Linked DNA regions of Homo sapiens: region 1 is linked to region 2. The links are chromatin loops, found by intact Hi-C in ENCODE. Cell type or tissue: gastrocnemius medialis. All regions are shown on one strand. Links, peaks and the distances in the headings refer to the core of each region. The heading gives the core; the rest is flanking DNA.

Region 1 (2,817 bases), core at 195-2,694, 240 kb after region 2:
TTATCTTAAATACCACCTCCCAGGATAGTGTGGCACTGAAAAGCTCAAGCTGTTAGAATCTGCTGGCTACTCCAATTCCTGGTTCTGTCGCTTTAGATGACCTGAGCGATATTATTTAAATTTCCTGCATCTCAGTGTTTCCATCTATAAAAGGGAGCTAGTTATAGTACCTTCCTGAGAAGGTAAAGACTAAACGAGGTAAAAAACTTAGGAGAGTAAAGTGCTCAATAAATACTAGCTGCTGCTGCATTTGCTCTTGAGACAACCGAAGGAATTCTGTCACAGAGCTGAGTTTTCACCAGGAGTACAAAAGGAATATGTTCATAGTTCATGGACTCGGTGGGCATGCCAGGGTGACAGGTATCCAAAAGACAGAATCACATACAGTTTACTTCTTTTTTTTTTTTCAGACGGAGTTTCACTGTTGTTGCCCAGGCTGGAGTGCAGTGGCGTGATTTCAGCTCACGGCTACCTCTGCCTCCCGGGTTCAAGCAATTCTCCTGCCTCAGCCTCCCAAGTAGCTGGGATTACAGGTATGCACCACCATGCCCGGCTAATTTTGTATTTTTTAGTAGAGATGGGGTTTCTCCATGCTGGTCAGGCTGGTCTCAAATTCCCGACTTCAGGTGATCCGCCCGACTTGACCTCCCAAAGTGCTGGGATTACAGGTGTGAGCCACCGCACCTGGCCCAGTTTACTTAACTCCGGGGAATGATTGCTCGGACCTTATACAACAAGGGTTATCTTCATTTTCTGCCAGTATCACCCCTCTGCCCCCACCCCCCTCAACAAAGCAGAAGGCTTTAACTCACCCACCTGAAAAGCTAAAGCTGAGCTGGAAGTTATGATTATGTATTTATTTAGTCTGAAAGAAGGAACAGAAGAGCCTTTTATATAACTTGAAGAGTGTAAAGGAGCCAATGATAAAAAACATTGCCCTGAACTTTTCCAAAGCACCATAAATCTCTCTGTTATGATTCTCCAGTTGTTGCCAAGGTATCATTTGTCTTTTTGTTTTTGTCTTCAGATAGACGAAAACAAACGTTAACGAACTTCCTTCTGTTAGTTTGTGTATCTGTGATCCAAGGCTATAAAAATGCTACTCTTTCAAGTTACTCCCATCATTTAAAATACACCTGATGCTTATTTTGTGGTTTCTCAGTAATATTCTGATTTTAATTTGATTGCTTTTTATGTTTGTGTATTTTCCCATTCAAAGCTGTTTTTTCTCCCTTCCCTCCCTTTTGTGTTTCTCTCTGTCTCTGCTGATATTTTTTGCATGTTTAGATCATCTCTCTACTGACCTTTTAGTGGCTTAGCATTTTGTTGCAATGCACAAGTGAAGTTGGGAAACAGAGCCAAGTGACAAGCTGTGAAGTAACAGCTCAGCCTTCACAAAGCAAATGTGCTTTGTGCACTTCCTTGCCAGAGCAGATGTGGCCTTGGTGGACTGTGGGGAGCATCATCTCTCAGGTAAAAATAAATTACTAAGATTAGGACCAAATGATGCAAATCCTTTCATTTGCAAACAGATCATGAACTGGCAGCCATGTGGAAAGAAGACTAGACTGCGAATCACTTAGGATCCCACCCTCGGTTTAGTCTAGAATACTCTGCGAATCAGCTTTTTGGCCCTAGGTGAGTGATTTTAAAAGACATTAAATGTGCAAATGCATAAAATGAACTCACGTAGTTCATGGACACAGGTGACATAGGAAGTTAATCAACAAAAAAATAGAATGAAATAACAAAACTCTGTGTCCCAACACCCAGTCTGAGGCAATCCTAACATTTTGATGGGTTTGATTCAGACATAGTTGAAGTTCTTTGCAGACTTCTTAATCCCATTTCCCTTTCTTCCATCCAGAGATAAACACTATCTTGCAGGTACATGCTTTCAGACCTTTTCTGCATGCACATGCACCTTTCCACAATATGTACTGTCATTTTGCATTTTTTTAAAATTAAAATAAATGGAAGCACACCACACATATTCTACCATTTGTTTGTTATCTAATTTAGCATAAGATCTCAACGATTTAGCTCTAGTTCATTCATTTGAACTGCTTTGTTTCATGAACAGACCACTATATATTTATCTGTTCTTCTGTTGATGAACACTTAGATTGCTTTTAATTTTACACAATTATAAACAATGCTTCAGTGAGTGTTCTTGTACATTTCCTTCTCCTAACATACAAAAGCTTCTCTACAATAGCATTTTTCAAAATGTTTTGTCCACACAGCTACATGGAAACCCAGCACATACATGTGCTACATTTATGTACATGTATGCATATATGGAACAAAAGTTTCTCAGAATAATATTTATCTTTATTTTCTACTTAATTCTAATTCTATTTATTTTATTTTATTTTATTTTATTTTATTTTATTTTATTTTATTTTGAGACAGAGTCTTGCTCTGTCGCCCAGGCTAGAATGCTGTGGTGCGATCTCAGCTGACTGCAACCTCTGCCTCTCAGGTTCAAACCATTCTCCTACCTCAGCCTCCTGAGTAGCTGGGATTACAGACACATGCCACCATGCCCGGCTGATTTTTGTATTTTTAGTAGAGACAGGGTTTCACCATGTTGGCCAGGTTGGTCTTGAACTCCTGACCATAAGTGATCCGCCCACCTTGGCTTCCCAAAGTGTTGGGATTACAGGTGTGAGCCACTGCTCCTGGCCTACTTATTTATTTATTTTTGAGATAGTGTCTTGCTGTGTCACCCAGGCTGGTGTGCAGTGGTGCAATCATGGCTCACTGAAGCCTCGATCTCCAAGCTTCAAGTGATCCTCCCACCACAGCCTCCTG
Region 2 (2,770 bases), core at 1-2,500:
TTGCTTCCAAGCAAACACTCAGCTATCTTCTTTCTGGCTCTCTGCATGAAGTTCACCTCTCCCCTCTCCCTGCGTATGGTGGTATACTCATAAGCCTTCAGCTTGCTGTAGTAATCAGAAAACTTGTTGTAGAGGATGGAAATGGGCATCCCGTTGAGAATGATCCCAAAAGCAATGCAGAGGAAGGCAAAAAACCTGCCCAGGTGGGTCTCTGGGTACATGTCTCCGTAGCCCACGGTGGAGATGCTCACCTGTAGAGGAAGGAAAGCAGGATGGAATTGTTAGCACTAAGATCGGGGAGGAGAAGAAAGGGAGAGGAGCAAGCAGGGAAGCGTCCTCCCTGTGGGTACACATGGGAAGTGTAATGGCTTCCCACGGAGCCTGCTTTAGGAGGTACCAGGAAGACTCCCTCTAGGACCTGTGTCATGAAAAGAACAGAAGCTATGGATGGAGCTGAAAGACTTTGGCTGAAATCCTGACTACGACTCATGCATGTTTGAATGTAAGATATGGGAGGAGGAGGTAATACCTACTTGAAATGGTTGCTGTAAAGAGCATTTAAAATAGTATGTTAAGTACCTGATGTAGAACGTGCTCAGTAAATGATCTTTGCCTCCCTAACTCAGCTGGCACCAGATTCAGGAAAGCAGGTCCCTGGGTTTGCCTGTACACTGTATGTATTGGAAAAATCTTGGGCTTAGAACAGTCAGACCTGGGTTCAAGTCCTGACTCTGAACCTTTCCAGTTGAGTGACCTGGGGCAAAACCTTCAGACTCTCTCTCTCTCTTTTTCTTTTTTTCTTTTTTTTTTTTTTTATTTAAAACAGGAGAAAACCATCTAACTCTTAGGATTCTTGTGAAGGCTAAATAAGAAAATGAATATAAAGCACTGAACACAGTACCAGGCATACAAAAGGCATGAAACTCCTCCATTGTCTTCCTCTCATCTTTAAAATGAAGACAGTTATAACACTTTTCAAAGTTGTTACGTAGTTCAAATGAGAGACTTTATGTGAAGGTGCTTTAATTGCAGATGTCTGGAGAAACACTCTCATTATTTTGTAAAGGGACTTTTGTAAGACATCACTCACCAAAAATATGTTCACCCCTGCATGAAATACTTCCCATTACTCTTGTCATACTGATTTAAATCCCACTAATTGGAGACTTATTTAGGTTAACAAGCTTCTGTTTTAAAATGCAGATACCATGGGACTAGTTATCAGTTACCAGAGAAAACCCTGTGAAAATTCCTTGGGGACTGTTTTTTATGCCTCATGTACTCCCTCTGATCCCCAGAGTATTGGCTAAATTACTAGAAGCCTTTTAAGCAGAGCTGTTGGTCACAGTTGTAAACATTTTTGCGTTGCACTACTCCAGGGGGGCACTCTTTGCTTTGTGTATTTGGGTAGTTGTTGCCATAATTTTCCAGCAGACGGCAGTAAAGCATATGGTCATCTTGTTGATCCGTGCTGAGGTGGCCGTTAGCTTAGCAGTGTAAATATTTTTGTTTTGATGATGTAAGGGTTAGTTTGAACCTGGAATAGTGCAGTTGACTGATTAGAATGAAATGGAGAAGTGAGCCAGCTGCACAAAACTGAGGGCACTGATGAGAACCACAGCTCCATCCAGCCCACGAAAAAAGGAAGGGTATGCCTCCTTTTTGAGGCTGATGATGCACCTCCTGTCACTCACTGCCCTGTCTCTTGTGAGAGGTCATGCAGCCTTTTTCTGCAGAGTCAAAATACAAGCAGGCATCCAAGAGAGGTAATGTGGTGTAGATAAGCTGAAGGAAACGGACTACAGTAGACTTGTGGGTCTGAATCCACTTCCCAGCTGAATAAGTTGGGCAGATCACCTAAATTCTCTTGGCCTCAGTTTCTACTTTTGAAATGTGTGGTATCTACCTCACAGAGTTGTTATAGGAATTGAAGGAGTGCCTGGCACAGGGTGTGTAAGCAATAATATTATTATATATATATCATGTATGCAATCCCAGGGTCCCCCATGCTGAAGCTGGCCTCCACTGAGAAGAGGCAAAGACCAACATTTATTGAGTGCATTCTACACCAGCAACTCTATATACGTTATGCTTATCAGACCCTCAGGCTGTGGAAACAAGCTCCTCCCTGACTCTGCCCTCTGGCTCCAGTAGAGAATATCCTTCTCCCAACTTCTGGACCAAGGGGTGATGTGAGGCAGTGATAAAGTGAGATTGTGGGTTAATCTCAAAGTCCTCTTGGTTGCATGAGTGGGTGTGTCTTTTTTTTATTTAAGTTCTAGGGTACATGTGCACAACGTGCAGGTTAGTTACATATGTATACATGTGCCATGTTGGTGTGCTGCACCCAGTAACTTGTCATTTAACGTTAGGTATATCTCCAAATGCTACCCCTCCCCCCTCCCCCACCCCACAACAGGCCCTGGTGTGTGATGTTCCCCTTCCTGTGTCCGGGTGTGTGTTTCTTGTCATTGACCACACCAAAAGTCAAAGAACCCCAGGCTGATCTCTCTCCAGTTGTGTGAGCTGAACAATAGCTTTCATTTGTCACTAACACCATGACTCACACCTCTGGATGAAAGTTTAGTCAACCTTCCCTGGAGGAGGCCTAAAGGGAGTTTGGATTTAGGAGTGAGTGACAGGAAGGGGTAGTTTAGAACAGCGGTCCCCAACCTCTTTGGCACCAGGGACCGGTTTTGTGGACGACCATTTTTCCCATGGACGGGGTTGGGGGAGGGGATGGTTTCGGGATGAAACTGCTCCATCTCAG

The links. A loop is a pair of places that touch in the nucleus more often than their neighbours do. Peaks named below come from ENCODE experiments on the same cell type or tissue, not always from the same donor. Only the 100,000 strongest peaks of a DNase experiment are listed, where the experiment ranks them.
Region 1: a loop joins it to region 2, with 2.3 times the contacts of the local background. A loop is called at or near these places in 7 of 110 quality-filtered maps.

The regions. Positions count from the first base shown.
Region 1 is chr9:2,491,896-2,494,712 of GRCh38, reverse strand. It overlaps LOC101930053 (a long non-coding RNA gene), which reads left to right and starts at 492. Exons shown (of 6, transcript XR_001746603.2): 1 at 492-533; 2 at 1,288-1,638. In gastrocnemius medialis, for the core only: no CTCF peak of the experiment used is centred there; a DNase peak (open chromatin) is centred at 1,412; H3K27ac peaks cover 464 bases.
Region 2 is chr9:2,726,927-2,729,696 of GRCh38, reverse strand. It overlaps KCNV2 (potassium voltage-gated channel modifier subfamily V member 2), which reads right to left. Exons shown (of 2, transcript NM_133497.4): 2 at 1-251. Among named protein-coding and RNA genes, the nearest start is that of KCNV2, 11 kb to the right of the region's middle. RefSeq lists a silencer at 2,034-2,328. In gastrocnemius medialis, for the core only: a CTCF peak has its summit at 1,403 (motif pointing right); a DNase peak (open chromatin) is centred at 1,468; H3K27ac peaks cover 465 bases.